Linked DNA regions of Homo sapiens: region 2 is linked to region 1. Evidence: read pairs that join two places in POLR2A ChIA-PET (ENCODE). Cell type or tissue: GM12878. All regions are shown on one strand. Links, peaks and the distances in the headings refer to the core of each region. The heading gives the core; the rest is flanking DNA. Region 1 overlaps SPTBN4 (spectrin beta, non-erythrocytic 4). Region 2 overlaps LTBP4 (latent transforming growth factor beta binding protein 4).

Region 1 (16,391 bases), core at 5,368-7,867:
GCCTATTATTACCCTCTCCATGGGATGTCACAGCATGAAACAGGCTAAAGACAGGATGGGCAAGGGAGGTGTGGGACTGTATTTGTGAGGGTGGGTGAAGAATTCTAACAATTCCAGCATCTCAGTGGCTTCATTAGTGGGCATGGGCTTATTGCTCACATAGTGGTTGGATGTGAGTGTCCAGCAGAATCCTGTCCCCTGGTGATTGGGAGCCAGGGTCCTTCCATCATGCCACCCTGGGAGTCACATGCTGGACCCTCTGCATCCCGCTGCAGATGGGAAAAGATAGCAGGAGGATCACACAGAAGGTTTTAGGGATAAAGCCGGCACCCACACACTGCCAGCCCGGTGGCCTAACCTGTCTGCCAGGGAGGCTGCAAATTTTTTTTTCTCTTGAGATGGAGTCTTGCTCTGTTGCCCAGGCTGGAGTGCAGTGGCACAATATCACCTCACTGCAACCTCCGTCTCCCAGGTTCAAGCGATTCTCCTGCCTCAGCCTCCCAAGTAGCTGGGACTACAGGCGCCCACCACCACGTCTGGCTAATTTTGTATTTTTAGTAGAGAAAGGGTTTCACCGTGTTGGCCACTCTGGTCTCAAACTCCTGGCCTCAAGTGGTCCACCTGCCTCAGCCTTCCAAAGTGCTGGGATTACAGGCATAAGCCACCGTGCCTGACCTAGGCTGGAAATTTAGTTTCATGGTGTGGCTAGGAAGAAAAGGACCTAGGGAATCAGGGACACCTGGCATTGCTTCTGGGAATGCAGATCCTGCAGCCTGCATTCATTTACTCAGCAAATATGTATTAAATGCATATGGTGTGCCATGTGGTGAGCAAGGCCAAGCACTTGCCCTGAGACAGATTGCATTCTCATAGCACTTATTACTTTCTGAAATATAGCATGGGGATGGGGCACAGTGGCTCACGCCTGTAATCCCAGCACTTTGGGAGGCTGAGGCAGGCAGATCACCTGAGCTCAGGAGTTTGAGACCAGCCTAGCCAACATGGCAAAACTCCGTCTCTACTAAAAATACAAAAATTAGCCAGGCATAGTGGTGGACACCTGTAATCCCAGCTACTTGGGAGGCTGAGGCAGGAGAATCGCTTGAACCCGGGAGGTGGAGGTCACAGTGAGCCAAGATCGTGCCACTGCACTCCAGCCTGGGTGACAAGAGCAAAACTCCGTCTCAAAAAAAAAAAAAAGAAAAGAAAAAAAAATGAAATATAGCGTGGGTATATATACATACATAGGAAGGGAATGATAGCTGGCAAAGTCTCTCTGAGGATGTGCGTTTGACTGGAGACCTGAATGAAGTGATGGGTGAGTCAGGTAAAGTTTTGAGGGAAGAGTTTTCTAGGTGGAGGGACCCACAAGTGCAAGGGCCCAGAAGTGGGCTGTAGTTAGGCATGTGTGAGGAAAAGCTAGAGATCACTGTGGCCAGATGGAGGGAGGGAGTGAGGGAGTGTAGGGTGAGAGGAAGTGAGTACAGAGGGGCACTGGGGCCCTGGAAACCACACATGGTGAGGAGCATGCCTTCTCTATGAGGAACGTGGGAGCCATGCGAGAGTTTAGAGCAGAGTGGAGTGATGTGATGTGTACATTTGAGAAAAATAGGCCGGGCATGGTGGCTTATACCTGTCATCCCAGCACTTTGGGAGGCCAAGGCGGGTGGATCACTTGAGGACAGGACTTTGAGACCAGCTTGGCCAATGTGGCGAAACCCCGCCTCTACTAAAAATACAAAAATTAGCTGGGTGTTGTGGCATGTGCCTGTAGTCCCAGCTACTGGGGAGGCTGAGGCAGGAGAATTGCTTGAACCTGGAAGGTGGAGGTTGCAGTGTGCTGAGATCGTACCACTGCACTCCAGCCTGGGCAACAGAGCGAGACTCTGTGTCAAAAAAAAAAAAAAAAAAAAAAAGGCTGGGCACAGTGGCTCACACCTGTAATCCCAGCATTTTGGGAGGCTGAGGTGGGTGGATCACTTGAGGTCGGGAGTTCGAGAGCAGCCTGACCAACATAGAGAAACCTCATCTCTACTAAAAATACAAACTTAGCCGGGTGTGGTGGCACATGCCTGTAATCCCAGCTACTTGGGAGGCTGAGGCAGGAGAATTGCTTGAACCCAGGAGGCGGAGGTTGCGGTGAGCCAAGATTGTGCCATTGCACTCCAGCCTGGGCAACAAGAGCGAAATTCCATCTCAAAAAAAAAAAAATTAAATATACAGGGAAGTAAAGGTAACCCACATGTGTATCGTGAACACTTGGCTTGAACAACCATCAACATTTGGCCAATCTAGCCAAAAGAGGTGGCTCACGCCTGTAATCCCAACACTGGGAGGCCAAGGCAAGAGGATCACTTGAGGCCAGGAGTTTGAGACTACCCTACGCAACATAGTGAGACCCCATCTCTACAAAAAAGAAAAAAATTAGTCAAGCATGGTGGTGTGCATGCCTGTTGTCCCAGCTACTTGGGAGTCTGAGGGAGGAGGATCACTTGAGTCCAGGAGGGTCAGGCTGCAGTGAGCCATGATTATGCCATTTCACTCCAGCCTGGGTGACAGAGCGAGATTCTGTCTTAAAAAAAAATTTTTTTTTTTTAATTAGCTGGGCATTGTGGTGCATGCCTGTAGTCCCAGCTACCCTGGAGGCTAAGCCAGGATGATCACTTAAGCCCAGGTGGTAGATTCAAACCATAGCATGAAGCTATGATTGCCAACTGATGGAACCTTCAGAAACTTGGAATTTGTTTTGGACATAAGATGGCTTAGAATGGTGCTGTCCAATAGTTATATAACACGAGCCACAAATGCGAGCCACATATATACTTTAAAATCTTCTTGTGGCCATACTAACAAAGCAAAGCAAATGAAACTTAATTTTAGTAATACATTTTTATTTAACCTGACATACCCAAAGTATTATCACTTCAACAGGTAGTCAATATTAAAACTATTAATGAGGCCAGGCAGTTTCGAACTTCTGGCCTCAGGTGATCCGCCCGCCTCAGCCTCCCAATCTCAGCCAAGCGGAGATCGCACCACTGCAGTCCAGCCTAGGTGACAGAAGGAGACTCCATCTCAAAAACAACAACAACCAAAACAAAGAAACAAAACTATTAATGAGGCCAGGCGCAGTGGCTCATGCCTGTAATCTCGGCTGAGATTGGGAGGCTAAGGCAGGCGGATCACCTGAGGCCAGAAGTTCGAGACCAGCCTGGCCAACATGCCAAAAATCCATCTCTACTGAAAATACAGAACAAAAAATTAGCCAGGCTTGGTGGCGGGCACCTGTAATCCCAGCTACTCGGGAGGCTGAGGCAGGAGAATTGCTTGAACCCAGAAGGTGGAGGCTGCAGTGAGCCAAGATCACGCCATTGCACTCCAGCCTGGGCAAGAAGAGCAAATCTCTGTCTCAAAAACAAACAAACAAACAAACAAAGGCTGGGTGCGGTGGCTCACGCCTGTAATCCCTGCACTTTGGGAGGCCTAGGCAGGCGGATCAACTGAGGTCAGGAGTTTGAGACCAGCCTGACAAACATGTTGAAACCCTGTTTCTACTAAAAATACAAAAAAATTAGCCAGGCATGGTGGCAGGTGCCTGTAATCCCAGCTACTCAGGAAGCTGAGGCAGGGGAATCGCTTGAACCTACCTAGAAGGGGGAGGTTGCAGTGAGCGGAGATCGCACCACTGCACAACAACAACAAAAAACTATTAATGAGACATTTTACATTCTTTTTTACATTAACTCCACAAAATCTGGTGTGCATTTTACACTTTACACCAAAATTCAGACTGGCCACATTTCAAGTGCTCACATGTCTAGTGGCTACTGCCTTGGAGAGCACAGACTTGGAACGTTAAAATCATTGGCTAGTGGAACCTTCAGAAGCATAGCTAGAAAAAGTTTGAAAATTTGGATCTTGGCTGGGTGTGGTGGCTTATGCCCATAGCCTTGAACTTTGGGAGGCTGAGGCAGGTGGATTGCTTGAGCCCAGGGGTTTGAGACCAGCCTGGGCAACATAGCAAGACCCTGTCTCTACAGAAAATGAAAAATTAGTTGGGTGTGATGGTGTGCACCTGTGGTCCCCGCTACTCAGGAGGCTGAGGCAGGAGGATTGCATGAGCCCAGGAGGTTGAGACTGAAGTGAGCTGCAATCTTGCCACTGCACTCCAGTCTGGGCAACAGAGCAAGACCCTATTAAAAAAAAAAAAAAGGAAAATTTGGATCTTGAAATCCTAGAAGGTTAGAATCACCAAAGTGTGAAATTTTAGAAACTTGGAAAATTTGAATCATTGAATTAGTGAACCATGGACCCTCAGAATTTGGTCATCGAAAGTAGGTGTCTCAGTCTGGTTTGGTGACTCAACGCCTGTAATCCCAGCACTTTGGGAGACTGAGATGGGAGGATCACCTGAGGTCAGGAGTTCAAGACCAGCCTGGCCAACATGGAGAAACCCCATCTCTACTAAAAATATAAAAATTATCTGGGCGTGGTGGCAGGTGCCTGTAATCCCAGCTACTCAGGAGGCTGAGGCAGGAGAATCGCCTGAACTCGGGAGGTGGAGTTTGCAGTGAGCCGAGATCGCCCCACTGCACTCCAGCCTGGGCCATAGGGTGAGACTTTATCTCAAAAAAAAAAAGAAAAGAAAAGAAAAGAAAAGAAAGTAAGTGTCTTGAGGTGGTATGGGATGTCAGCCTCAAGGATTTGGGGTCACCAGGAGCCACATGTATGGGGCAGGCTGAGGAGGCTCCCTGTGGCTCAGATCCCTGCCTGCCACCCACTGCAGGGACGTGTCATCAGTGGAGGTGCTCATGAACTACCACCAGGGCCTGAAGACTGAGCTGGAGGCGCGGGTGCCTGAGCTGACCACCTGCCAGGAGCTGGGGCGATCTCTGCTGCTCAACAAAAGTGCCATGGCTGATGAGGTGGGGAGCAGGGAGGGGGTCCCCCTCTGCCACCCGGGCACATTGGGGTGGAAGCCATTCCACACCCTGACTTCCCTCCCACCCACCTGCCACTCCCAGATCCAGGCACAGCTGGACAAGCTGGGAACCAGGAAGGAGGAGGTGTCGGAAAAGTGGGACCGCCATTGGGAGTGGCTGCAGCAGAGTGAGTGGGGGCCCAGGCACACGTGGTTCAAGGGCACAGGGACATGCTCCAGCCTGTCCAGCCAAGGCCCAGAGGGTGACAGGAGCATGCTTTGCACCCTACCCATGGGTCTCCAGAAGCAAACATAAGGGCCTGGAAGGGTGGACAAGGGGGCTGCCTTGCCATTGAATACCCACCCTTGAAAAAAAAGTCTTAAAGTCCTGGGTGGGGGGACATTAAGGAAGGAGGAATGGGAGTCAGAAAGGAGGAATGATGCCCACTGAAATAGCCCCAGCCTCTGCCATTCCTGCAGAGCCCAGGATGGTCAGGGCTCGGGTATGGAAAGCCGGAGGGGTGTGGAAGGCCAGGGGAACAGCCATTGCCCCCAGGAAGGGCCCCAGATGCCCCAGAATCCTTACCCTGCATGCCCCTCCTCAGTGCTGGAGGTGCACCAGTTTGCCCAGGAGGCGGTGGTGGCTGATGCCTGGCTGACAGCCCAGGAGCCGCTCCTGCAGAGCCGGGAGCTGGGCAGCAGCGTGGATGAGGTGGAGCAGCTTATCCGGCGACATGAGGCCTTCCGCAAAGCGGCTGCAGCCTGGGAAGAGAGGTTCAGCTCTCTGCGGCGCCTGACCACGGTCAGCTCCCCAGATACTGCCCCATTACCCCCACCCCCACCAAGACCCCCACACCCATGGCTCTATATGAGACAGACACACCGAGACATGGTGCTTGGTCCTGTGTTGTGTGAGTGCCAAGACAGACTCTTGCTAGGCTCCCAGTGGAGCAGAGGGACAGACCTGTCACCAGTGACAGCCCAGAATGTCAGGGATGTGATAGGGGAAGAACAAGCAGAGGGATAGTGCCTGGGATGGGGGAGTGGGAGGGGGAACTGGCCTGGGGGATTCTATTCTGAGACTTGAATAATTAGGTGAAGAGAATGTAGTAATAAAAAGGATTAGGCCAGGTGTGACGGCTCATGCCTGTAGTCCCAGCATTTTGGGAGACCAAGATGGGTGGATCACTTGAGGCCAGGAGTTTGAGACCAGCCTGGCCAACGTGGTGAAACCCCATCTCTACTAAAAATGCAAAAATTAGCTGGGCGTGGTGGTGCACGCCTGTAATCCCAGCTACTCGGGAGGCTGAGGCAGGATAATCACTTGAACTTGGGAGGCAGAGGTTGCAGTGAGCCAAGATCGTGCCACTGCCTGGGTAACAGAACAAGACTCCATCTCAAAACAACAACAACAATAAAAAAAAAACAACAAAAAAAAACCGCTTAAAGGCTGGGTGGGGTGGCTCACACCTGTACTCTCTTTGGAAGCCTAGGCGGGAGGATCACTTGAACCCAGGAGTTCAAGACCAGCCTTGGCAACATACTGAGAAGCCGTCTCTACCAAAACCAAAAGCAAACAAAGAAAAAACAGCCAGGCGTGATGGCACGTGCCTGTAGTCCCAGCTACTCAGAGGGGTGACTGAGACTCGAGGATCACTTGAGCACTGGAGGTCAAGGCTGCAATGAGCTATGATCTTGCTGCTTGCACTCCAGCCTGGGCGACAGAGCAAGACTGTCTCAAAAATAAATAAATAAATAAATAAATAAATAAATAAATAAATAAATAAAGTCTTAAAGTCCTGGGTGGGGGGACATTAAGGAAGGAGAAATGGGAGTCAGAAAGGCACGCAGAGCAATTGATTTACCCAATTTTTAAAAAAGTGATTTAGCCAATTCTTAAAAGAGCAATAGGTGTTTGCCGGAGAGAATAGGCTTTAAGTTCTTGGCAGAGAGCAAAGCATCGCACAGGCCTGGACACCTTGCTTTTTCAAGGAACTGGTCAATTGAGTGATGAGGCAGAAAAACCCAGGCCGCCTCCCCGGACCTCCCCCTTACCCCGCCCCGGCCCCACGCCTCCAACCTAACCCTGGTCCCTCCATCCTCAGATCGAGAAAATCAAAGCGGAACAGAGCAAGCAGCCGCCTACCCCACTGCTGGGGCGCAAGTTCTTTGGGGACCCCACGGAACTGGCGGCCAAGGCGGCGCCCCTGCTGCGGCCAGGGGGCTATGAAAGGGGCTTGGAGCCCCTGGCCCGCCGAGCCTCGGACACGCTCTCGGCCGAGGTGCGGACTCGGGTGGGGTATGTGCGCCAGGAGCTCAAGCCCGAGCGCCTCCAGCCGCGCATTGACCGGCTGCCGGAGATCCCGGGGAGGGTGGAGCCCGCGGCCCTGCCGGCCGCACCAGAGGACGCGGCGGAGACCCCCGCGACCCCCGCGGCGGCGGAGCAGGTGCGGCCACGACCGGAGCGCCAGGAGTCAGCTGATCGCGCGGAGGAGCTGCCCAGGAGGCGGCGGCCTGAGCGGCAAGAGTCAGTCGATCAATCCGAGGAGGCTGCGCGGAGGCGGCGGCCGGAGCGGCAGGAGTCAGCGGAGCACGAGGCGGCACACAGCCTTACCCTGGGCCGCTATGAGCAGATGGAGCGGCGGCGCGAGCGGCGTGAGCGGCGCTTGGAGCGGCAGGAGTCCAGCGAACAGGAGATGCCCATCAGAGGAGACCTGGTCAAGGGGTGAGGTGCCCGCCTTATGACCAGAAAGTGAGGGGAGGGGAAAGCGGAGAGCTCCTAGAACCCCTCAGGCCCAGTGAAAGGGCTTCAGGGCTCAGAACTTCCCAAAGAAGGAGATATCGCCGCGGTACCCATTTTGCAGAGGTGTAAACTGAAGCTGCAAGATAATCGATGTGCCCATTGTTACACAGAAAGGGGAGCCCTTCCTGTTGAAAGAAAAGGCAGACTGCCTTTCTCCAGACGTAGGTTCTCGGCCCCTGGGTTGTGACTCCTGCATCAAGTCTCCCGGGTGCCCCGAGGCAGGGATTTTGTCCTCTCTGTGCCTCAGTTTGCCCACTGGGCTAATGGTGGAACCCTCACCTCCTTGATTGGAGAGGAGACCCTTTATCACAATTCTCTCAGCAGCCTTATGAAGTGGGGGCTGTTGTCTTCTCCATTGTATGACTAGGGCAACTGAGGCACAAAAAGGGCAAGTCACTCAGCTTAAACGAACCAGGACTTTCAGAATCCAGAGTTGGCCAGTGTGTGTTGTGCAGATCTGTCCAGTCAGCTGAGTGTGTCTCCAGAAAGAGGCCTTTGGTCAGGAGACAATGACTTCTTGATTCTTTTTAAATTGCACATTTCATGAACATTTGCTGAGTGCCCACTCTGCCTGGCATGTGCTGAGTCGAGCGGTGACTGAACCAGTCCCATCCCTGACTTTAGAGACTCACAGTCCATTGGGAAAAACAGGCTTGTCATCAATGATGACCGAGAATTATCTGGGCTGGAATGGGGGCGATTGGGGGACTGGAGAGTCAGGGGTGGGTGGAGAAAGGCAACGTTTGCAAGTTGTTCTTTGTGCTGCTTAAAATTCAAAGGGGCATCTGGGCGCGGTGGCTCACGCCTGTAATCTCAGCACTTTGGGAGGTTGAGGCGGGCAGATCACTTGAGGTCAGAAGTTCGAGACCAACCTGGCCAATATAGCAAAACCCTGTCTCTACTAAAAATGCAAAAATTAGCCGGCATGGTGGCGCACGCCTGTAGTACCAGCTACTTGGGAGGCTGAGGCAGGGGAATCGCTTCAACACAGGAGGCAGAGGTTGCAGTGAGCCGAGATCATGCACCACTACACTCCAGCCTGGGCAACAGAGAAAGACTCCGTCTCAAAAAAAAAAAAAAAAAAATTCAAAGGGGCGAGAGGTTTGGTCTTCCATTCAGCAGACACGTCCCAAACACCTGTGGTACCTAAGGCGAGCATCTGAGAGAAACAGCTGCAGAAGTGGGCAGGGGCCTGGCACTTCCAGCTAAGAAGTGGAGGCTCCTCTGCCCAGCCAGACAGGTCCATGGGAGAAGGAACCCTGGTTTCACTGGGTCTTTCTGTCCCCCATCCCCCAGGAAGGCCACCCTGGCTGACATTGTGGAACAGCTGCAGGAGAAAGAGGCAGGCCCAGGGCTGCCTGCTGGGGTAAGTTGAGCCTCGGATGGGTGGGGATAGGAGGACCCCTTTTTCAGAGCAGGAGGCAGGATCTCAGAAACAGCCAGTGCCTAGCCCTGGCAGGACCCATTCCCTACCTGGACCCTGCAGAGACAGCATGGACTCTCAGGGTCCCCAGAATCTGAAAATGTCCCCCTTAGAAAGACGGGGCACCTACCTAAGAGACCCCTACTGCCCCTCCACACACACACACACACACACACACACACACACACACAGACACACACACACAGACACACACACACAGACACACAGACACAGATACACACACAGACACACACACACAGACTCTTCCCACATCTGTCCTGGACTCCGTATTTCTTCAGCTCAGTGGGGTCCCAAATTTCTTCATAGCCTCATACACACACACACAGAAGGAAGCCCCAGGTTTCTCCTGCAGACAGTGGGGACACGCCCTGCTTGCACCCCCACCTCCAGAGATCTGGCTGCCTCTTTCCACCACCGAGAGAGATTCCAAACCAATGAGTCCTAACAGACTCACTCCCAAGACCCATGGGGCCCTAAGAATTGGGCCTCCAACCCTGAGGTCCTCCCATACTCGCCTCCGAGACAAATGGCCCTGTAGACAGATGGGACCCCAGACCCATGACTCCCCCAAACAGATGACCCCCACACCCTCTCCATGGACAGCACCCCTCTTCCCCCTCCCTTCACACAGCCGTCGCTGCCTCAGCCACGCGAGCTTCCCCCAGGTCGCCTGCCCAACGGGCTTGAGCTGCCCGAGCGGACACCTCGGCCGGACCGGCCCCGGGCGCGGGACCGGCCCAAGCCGCGACGGCGGCCGCGGCCCAGAGAGGGTGGTGAGGGCGGGGGAAGCCGGCGCTCGCGCTCCGCCCCGGCCCAGGGCGGCTCCGCCCCCGCGCCTCCGCCACCGCCCACTCACACAGTGCAGCACGAGGGCTTCCTACTGCGCAAGCGCGAGCTCGACGCTAACCGCAAGTCGTCCAACCGGTGAGCGTGTGGGCGGGGCTTTGGAAGGCGGGTCTCAGGCTCAGGGTGACCATTGCGTGGAGCGGTGGGACTGAGGAGGGGGTGTGGCTCAACTTCAGGCCCTCCAGCAGGTGGCGGTAGTAGGTGGGGCCAGAGCTGGGGGGTGGTGGTGGCTTAAATCAAGAAAGCCAACCAATGAGCAGGAGGGGGTGTGGTTTAACGTCAGGCCCTCCAACCCGTGGGGGTAGTAGGTGGGGCCAGATGAGGGGTGGGGCTCAACTTTGATGATTCCAACCAATGAACAGGAAGGGGCAGGACCTAAGGTTAGTGCATCTAATGGATGATGGGTAGAGCTTAGGTGGGAACAGAAGGAAAATGTTCTGAAAGTGAGTAAATTGGAACCTAACCTCTTAGCAACCAACCCAGGAGTTGATCAGCTAAATAGCAAAGAGGGAGGCATCTAGTTGAGAAGGTTTCAATGGCTTGTCGTGGAGCTTGGAGAGGTCACTCAACCAATGAGTGGGGTGGGTCTACCCTTGAAGTTTCAAATTGGGGGAGGGTCCGAAAACGGGCAGAGCCCAAACTAATGAGGGTAGGGGTTGGGAAGGGGGAGTCATCTCTTACAGGTTTCCAAATGAGGGTCTAGCCATGATGTGCCTGCTCTTGGGGAGTCCAGCTCCTGCTTGTCCACCCTCTTTTTGTCCAACTGAGAGGCAGAATCTGGGGACAAGTGGAGCCAAAAAGGGGTATCACCGGCCAGTAATGGAGTGAGTCCCAAGATATGAAGTGGGCAGGACAGATTCAGATTTTGCTAGTGGAATCTGTAGGTGGTCTTTCTTCCTCGTACCTAATGCCAAGGTAGGAATAAACAAGGGCACCTAGTATGTTTTGCTTTGGGAGGGATTCCTCCAGGATCGAGGCTTTGGATGACTGGAGAGACAGGAATTCTTTATTCCAGACAGTAGACCAATAGACTTTCCTTGAGAAAGCTCCATGAGTGGGGAGGATTGAGTGGAGCAAAGGCTTATGGAGGAGACAGCTTAAGACTTACCTTCAGGAAATTCAGTATGGGAGGGGATAAGGAAGGGAAATCTCAGCCTGGGCAAAGGCTTGATACTGAGAGACTTAAATGCTCCCCTCAGGGCAGCAACAGCCTTAAGGAAGAGCATTTTAGGTCCAACTAGGGCGCAACTAGGGCGCAAAGGTCCAGAGGTAGGAAGGCTCAGACATATTCAGACCTTGAGGATGTTAATGAAGAGTTATTAGGCAGAGTGCTGCGGCTCTGCCTTGAGCCCCATCTTGTCGCTCCAGGTCGTGGGTGAGCCTGTACTGTGTGCTTAGTAAGGGGGAACTGGGCTTCTACAAGGACTCCAAGGGCCCGGCATCCGGGAGCACACACGGTGGGGAACCGCTGCTCAGCCTGCACAAGGCCACCAGCGAGGTGGCTAGTGACTACAAGAAAAAGAAGCATGTCTTCAAGCTCCAGTGAGCCCCCCAATGGGCAGGAGGGAGGGATCCAAGGCTCAGCTTCAACTCCCAGTGGGACCCTGGCTTCCCTGGGGGACACTTGGTGGGCAGGTGGGCTGGGCCCCTTCCCCAGATCTCTGAAGTCCTGTGTCCCTTCCTGCAGGACCCAGGATGGCAGTGAGTTTTTGCTCCAGGCAAAAGATGAGGTGAGATCTGGTCCTTTCCTCCCTCTGTGTGGACCTCAGTAATGACCTGGCTGTCTGGCTCCTGACCCAGAGTGATGGGGCTGTGAGAAGGGACACTCACAGGCCAGAGTTATCAGGGCTGTAATGGGAAAGCCCACAGGCACTGAGAGCCCAAAGGAGGTTCCTAACCCAGTGGGGAGTGGGAAGGGCTTCAGGGAGGGCTGCCTGCAGATCCTGATGACAAAGTCCAACATCTTTGCCGTGGTCACTCAGGTGAGACTGGAATGGAGGGAGTTCGCTTTAAAAAGGGGTGATTTGGCCAGGCGCGGTGGCTCACGCTTGTAATCCCAGTACTTTGGGAGGCCAAGACGGGCAGATCACCTGAGGTCAGGAGTTTGAGACCAGCCTGGCCAACATGGTGAAACCCCGTCTCTACTAAAAAATACAAAAATTAACTGGGCATGGTGGCAGGTGCCTTAATCCCAGCTACTTGGGAGGCAGAGGCAGGAGAATCGTTTGAACCTGGAAGGCGGAGGTTGCAGTGAGCTGAGATGGAGCCATTGCACTCAAGCCTGGGGGACAACAGCGAGACTTCCTTCGAAAATAAAATAAAAATAAAAAGGGTGATTCAGAGGGACAGTGGGGGTCTAAAAAAAGGAGTGATTCAGGTTGGGCACCATGGCTCAGGCCTGTAATCCCAGCACTTTGGGAGGCCAAGGCAGGAGACTGCTTGAGCCCAGGACTTCAAGATCAGCCTGGGCAACACGGAAAGATCCCATCTCTATGGGTAATAATAATAATAAATTAGCCGGGAGTGGTGGCACATGCCTGTGGTCCCAGCTACTCAGGAGGCCGAGTGGAAGGATCACCTGAACCAGGGAGGTCAAGGCTACAATGAGCTGTGATTGTACTATGGCACTCCAGGCTGGGTGACAGAGTGAGATTCTGTCTCAAAAACAAGAGGGGGTGGGTGATCTAGGTAGAGGGAACTGCAAGTGCAGAGGACCAGAGGTGCAGTATTGCAAAGGGTTAACTGCTGGAGGGCAGAGTTCATGGAAGAAGGTCCCAGAAAGGTTCCCAGGAGATAGGTGTCTCAGGACAGGATGGGCCATTTGGAGGAGATTGGATTTTTTACCTAAGGGCACTGGAGAGCTAGGGGGGATTACAGTGATGTGTAAAAAAGATTCCTGGCTGGGCGCAGTGGCTTACGCCTGTAATCCCAGCACTTCGGGAGGCCGAGGCGGGTGGATCACCTGAGGTCAGGAGTTTGAGGCCAGCCTGACCAACATGGAGAAACCCCATCTCTTATGGTGCATGCCTGTAATCCCAGCTACTCGGGAGGCTGAGGCAGGAGGATTGCTTGAACCCGGAAGGCAGAGGTTGCAGTGAGCTGAGACAGCGCCATTGCACTCCAGCCTGGGTAACAAGAGCAAAACTCCATCTCAAAAACAAAATAAACAGGCCGGGCATGGTGGCTCACGCCTGTAATCCCAGCATTTTGGGAGGCCGAGGCGGGCAGATCACAAGGTCAGGAGATCGAGACCATCCTGGCTGACACGGTGAAACCCCGTCTCTACTAAAAATACAAAAAAATTAGCTGGGCATGGTGGCGGGCGCCTGTAGTCCCAGCTACTTGGGAGGCTGAGGCAGAAGAATGGCTTGAACCCGGGAGGTGGAGCTTGCAGTGAGCTGAGATTGCGCCACTGCACTCCAGCCTGAGCGACAGAGCGAGACTCCATCTCAAAACAAAACAAACAAACAAAACAAAACAAAACAAAACAAAACAAAAAAAGATTCCTTTGGCTACCTGGGTGGGTAGCCCAGGCCGCGGCCAGGGCAGGGACCCAAGTGGGAGAGCGCATGGCTGGGCCACACAGGCCTGTGGGGAGAGGAGGAAGAGGAGTCTGAGAGAGGCAAGCATAAAGGTGGTTTGAAGAGATGTTGAGAGTAATAACTAACACTTGTTATCTCATTCAATCTTCACAAGATGCAATGAAGAAGTGGGCTTTTTTTTTTTTTGAGACAGAGTTTCTCTCTTGTCACCCAGGCTGGAGTGCCATGGCGCAATCTCAGCTCACTGCAACCTCCACTTCCCGGGTTCAAGCGACTCTCCTGCCTCAGCTACCTGGGTGACTGGGATTACAGGCTTGCGCCACCATGCCCGGCTAATTTATGTATTTTTAGTAGAGACGGGGTTTCTCCATGTTGGTCAGGCTGGTCTCAAACTCCTGACCTCAGGTGATCCACCCGCCTCAGCCTCCCAAAGTGCTGGGATTACAGGCATGAGCCACCACACCCGGCCAGAAGTAGGCCTTTACCCACTACATGCCTTCTTTTACTTATCTGCACAATGAAGATTAAAAATAGTTTCTTGGCCTGGCATGGTGCCTCACACCTGTAATTCCAGCACTTTGGGAGGCTGAGGTGGGCAGATCATTTGAGGTCAGAAGTTCAAGACCAGTGTGGCCAACGTGGCGAAACCCCATCTCTACTAAAAATACAAAAAGTAGCCAGGCATGGTGGCACGTGCCTGTAGTCCCAGACACTCAGGAGACTGAGGCACAAGAATCTCTTGAACCTGGGAGATGGAGGTTGCAGTGAGCTGACATCGAGCCATTGCACTCCAGCCTGGGGGACAGAGCAAGACTCTGTCTCAAAAAAAAAAAAAAAAAAGTCTCTTATCATAGGGTTACTGTGAGAATTAAATTGCTCCATGTTTAATTGATACATGATAAACTGATACTTAGCACAGGGCCTAGTAAATATCAGTGCTCTAGTAGTGCCTGCCCATATTATTATCATTGTTTGTGTCATTTATCTCTGTAGTAGGAAGTATATACAATCCTATTGCATAGGTTTAAGGGAATTAATCCACTAAAGTGTTTGGAACAGAGCCTGGCACATATTGCTATGTAACTGCATCATCATCATCATCCCTTTTTAATAGATGAGAAAACTGAATTTCAGAGAGGGTAGTCTGATCTGAAATTCACCTATTATTCCAGCTTCTCTCTTCCAAATACGGCCTCTGTGCCCTGTTTCTTCCCCCAGGAGGAGATGAACGGCTGGCTGGAGGCTGTAGCTTCCTCGGTGGCGGAACACGCAGAGATCGCCCGCTGGGGCCAGACACTACCCACTACTTCATCCACAGATGAGGGCAACCCTAAGAGGGAAGGCGGAGATCGCAGGGCCAGCGGGCGCAGGAAGTGACTTCCCACCCCCAGGACCTGACACATCTCGTCTCCCCTCTTTTCCGCACTGTGGGCACAAAGACACTTTTTCTTCCGCAGGGGCGGGAGCCCCTAGTTCCAACACTGAGGACGCGTGACATGGTGGGCACCGGAAAGGAGGGGACTTCTCCTGCACCCCAAGAAGTGGTGGGGAGATTGCTGCCCCTATAGCCATATCTCGGCCCCTTCCCACTCACCACCCCCACCCCAGGTGCTGGGGGTCCCTTATTTTTATGCAATAACTGAGCTTGATGGGGGTGGGCAGGGGGCCAGTTGAGCCAAGCCCCCAGCCCCGATCTGCAGATCCTGCCCCAAGAAGCTGGGGTGGTGGGGGCAGTAATTCCTGCCCCCCTCTCTGCCCTAGGGATGGGCACGGGGGCGCTGGTGAGGTCCCCTGGACCATCCAGGGTGCTAGGGGGCAGGGAGGGGACACCCCCTCCCCGCCTTTACCTCACTTCCAATGCTGCCTTGATCTCTGTCTGGGAGGGGGGAGTGAAGGGGCCCTAGCCCCCTGCACTCCGCCGCCTCAGAGCCATGCGGTTAATTCCTGACTTAGTTTATTTTTGCAAAACGTCGATCTCCTCCTCCCCCGCCCCGCATCCGCGAAGGCTTTTAATGGGAGGGGCGTCAAAGCTCAAAACTGTTTTCCTCTCTCCTCCCCCCTCCAGTTGTAAATGCCACTTCATGAGGGGAGGGGCGAGGGGAAGCCCACCCCTGCATGCTTCTGGCTGGAGCACCTCCCTGGGGAGTCGGGGGATTGGGTTGTGGGCAGTCCCCATGGCCGCCTGGAGAAGCCGCTGGGGCCCGGGGGTGTGGGGCGGTGTGGCGGGCGCACACTGTATGTACCTATAATAAACCCTTTGGCTTTGACGGTCTATGGTCCTTTGTTTGGGTTTTCTGGGCTGCGCCCGGGAGGATTGAAAGGAGGGCTGTGGTGGCTGTAGGGGTGGGTGCGGGGTGGGGAGAGGGGCACGGGGGTACCGTGGCTGCGGAGAACATCCAGATGTACCCTTTTATGTGGACTTAATTTCGGGGTCTAAACACACGCCCCTTGACGAGAACCTAGAGGGATGGAGAATATTTCGTTATGCTTCGTAATAAACTTCCCCAAAGGAGACTCCGGGTCCGCCCCGTCAAGTTCAGGAAAGGCGGACCCCTTTAAGGAGGCGGAAAAGTTAACCGCGATGGGCAGGCGCTCTGTCCAATCGCTAGTGACTCCTGGAGTCTCTGGCCCAATGAGCAGCCTATGGAGGCGGGGTCCGGGTGCACACCCGGAAGTGGGTGCGGGCCAGCCGGCTCGCCCGGGGGCCATGGCAGCAGCGGCTACTGCAGCCGAGGGGGTCCCCAGTCGGGGGCCTCCCGGGGAAGTCATTCATCTGAATGTGGGAGGCAAGAGGTGAGTGTGGGAGACTCCTGAGGTCCCATCCTCGGGGGCGGG
Region 2 (2,500 bases), core at 1-2,500, 51 kb after region 1:
GGTGAAACCCCGTCTCTACTAAAAATACAAAAATTAGCCGGATCTGGTGGCAAATGCCTGTAATCCCAGCTACTCAGGAAGCTGAGGCACAAGAATTGCCTGAACCCAAGAGGTGGAGGTTGCAGTGAGCCAAGATTGTGCAATTGCACTCCAGCCTGGGTGACAGAGTGAGACCCTGTCTCAAAAAAAAAAAAAAAAAAAAAAAAATCAGAACTGTTGTAGTGGCTGGTGACAGAAACCTGACTTAATCAGGTTTTATTTTTGTGTGTGTTCTTTTAAAAATGTATAAAGTATAAATGTATAAAGTACTAATCTTAAGTGTTCATAAACATTAATCTTTCCTAACATTTTATGAGGAAAATTTCTAAACACAAAGCAAATTGAGAGAATCATAGAATGAACACCTACCTACTCATGATCTAGATTATATTATCATTTTATTACACTTGCTTCCTCACATATCTATCCATTAATCCATCTAATTTTTTGGACAGAGTTAAAAGTAAATTGCAGGCACCAGTCTGCTTCCCCATAAATTCTTCAATATGCATATCACTAACCAGAATTCAATATGTGTTTACCAATGTATTCTTCTCTTCTCTCTTTTTTTTTTTTACTTTGAGGTGGGGTCTTGCTCTGTTGCCCAGGCTGGAGTGTGGTTGTTTGATCATAGCTTACTGCAGCCTCTAACTCCTGGGCTCAAGCCATCCTCCCTCCAGAACTGAGCTTCCGAGTAGCTGCTACCACAGGCACACGCAACCACGCCCAGCTAATGTTTTTAATTTTTGTAGAGATGAGTTTTTTTTTTTTTTTTGGAGACAGAGTTTTGCTCTAGTTGTCCAGGCTGGAGTGCAATGGCATGATCTTGGCTCACTGCAACCTCCACCTCCCGGGTTCAAGCAATTCTCCTGCCTCAGCCTCCCAAGTAGCTGAGATTACAGGTGCCCACCACTATGCCCAGCTAATTTTTTGTACTTTGAGTAGAGATGGAGTTTTGCCATGTTGGCCAGGCTGGTCTTGAACTCCTGACCTTAGGTGATCCGCCCACCGTGGCCTCCTAAAGTGCTGGGATTATAAGCATGAGCCACCACGCCTGGCCTGTAGAGATGAGTTATTGCTCTGTTGCCCAGACTGGTCTCAAACTCCTGGCTTTAAGCAACCCTCCCTCCTTGGCCTCCCAAAGCACTGGGATTACAGGCATGAGCCATTGTACCCTACAGATATTTTCATTCAACGTTCAATTTATATACAGTGAAATGCAGCAATCTTAATTATACATTCTGTAAATTTTCACAAATGCAAACACAACAGGTTTTATTTCTTTAAAGGGAATTAAAACTATAAAGTCTTGGGATATATTTGAACTCCAGGCATAACTGGATCCAGGAATTTTAACAAGGCTATTTCTATCTTCTCTGAGTTCTGCTTTCTTCTATTGCATGATTTTCAGGCAGATTATTTTTCACAATGATGAAGGTGGCCCTAGAACCTCTGGGCTAACATCTCCAGTGGGCCACCCGAGAGCTAAAAAGGGAGGTTTTTTTTTCAATATTTCTAGCAAAAGCGCCAGGCCTGGCTTTGATTGACCCAGCATGATCACTGCCTATGTCTGAACCAGAGAAATGCCGTCATCTGTTTGGTCATTCCTGGAACTTGTGCCCACCTCTCAGAGTAGATATAGCCCTACTCAAAGAACAGGATTGAAAATAGAGGAGCACAGGGTTCCCAAGGGAAATTCAAGGTTTCTCACTAGAAGAAAAACAGATGATGGGATCTGGGCCATTAAATATACACATTATATTTGAAAGCTGAGACTTTCGGACCTTTGGAATCATAGAAGCTTATAACCACTGAGTCCCTCTCCCCTGTTGTCTCCTGCTTACAGATGTGAACGAGTGTGAAACACTACAGGGTGTATGTGGAGCTGCCCTGTGTGAAAATGTCGAAGGCTCCTTCCTCTGTGTCTGCCCCAACAGCCCGGAAGAGTTTGACCCCATGACTGGACGCTGTGTTCCCCCACGAACTTCTGCTGGTGAGACTGATGTGTCTATTTAACTGATGGCGGCTGGCCCCATGGGAAAATCACGTGGTCTAATCATTCCTGATGTGGACAGCTACCATCAGCTAAATACTGTTGTTTTAAACATCAACAAAAGACACATAAGTTAACATGGGTAGTGAGACTGTGTCAGGAGAATTAGACCCTGGTCCTGACTCTACCAGATTCTTTCATTCAACAAATGTTCACAGGGTGTGCACTGTGTTCAGGCCATCTTCTGGGCACTGAGAACATAGTAGTGACCAGAAGGGATCACTGTCTGTCCTCAAGGGGCTCACAAGCCAATGGGGCAGACAGAGATATCACCAGATAGTGACAACCCAGAGAAATCAACAAGACTGTGACGGGGAAAGCCCAGGGGGGTTTTGGAGGAGGCGCCTGGCCCAGCATGAGAAGAGGATTAGGGAGTTCTTCCTGTAGGAGACGACATCTGAACTGAGA

Evidence for each region. Peaks named below come from ENCODE experiments on the same cell type or tissue, not always from the same donor. Only the 100,000 strongest peaks of a DNase experiment are listed, where the experiment ranks them.
Region 2: POLR2A ChIA-PET joins it to region 1 with 8 read pairs; 24 of 35 experiments call an interaction of 5 or more read pairs at or near these places.

Annotation. Positions count from the first base shown.
Region 1 is chr19:40,560,637-40,577,027 of GRCh38, forward strand. SPTBN4 (spectrin beta, non-erythrocytic 4) reads left to right here. Exons shown (of 36, transcript NM_020971.3): 28 at 4,787-4,925; 29 at 5,025-5,109; 30 at 5,527-5,723; 31 at 7,027-7,646; 32 at 9,021-9,090; 33 at 9,800-10,092; 34 at 11,383-11,556; 35 at 11,702-11,744; 36 at 14,775-15,828. The coding sequence ends at 14,933. SHKBP1 (SH3KBP1 binding protein 1) reads left to right here and starts at 16,237. Exons shown (of 18, transcript NM_138392.4): 1 at 16,237-16,349. The coding sequence starts at 16,264. RefSeq lists an enhancer at 9,560-9,629 and silencers at 9,860-10,429, 15,626-15,715, 16,066-16,245, 16,266-16,335. In GM12878, for the core only: no CTCF peak of the experiment used is centred there; no DNase peak of the experiment used is centred there; H3K4me3 peaks cover 297 bases; H3K27me3 peaks cover 496 bases.
Region 2 is chr19:40,617,462-40,619,961 of GRCh38, forward strand. LTBP4 (latent transforming growth factor beta binding protein 4) reads left to right here. Exons shown (of 30, transcript NM_001042545.2): 22 at 1,886-2,032. Among named protein-coding and RNA genes, the nearest start is that of LTBP4, 17 kb to the left of the region's middle. In GM12878, for the core only: no CTCF peak of the experiment used is centred there; no DNase peak of the experiment used is centred there; H3K27ac peaks cover 481 bases.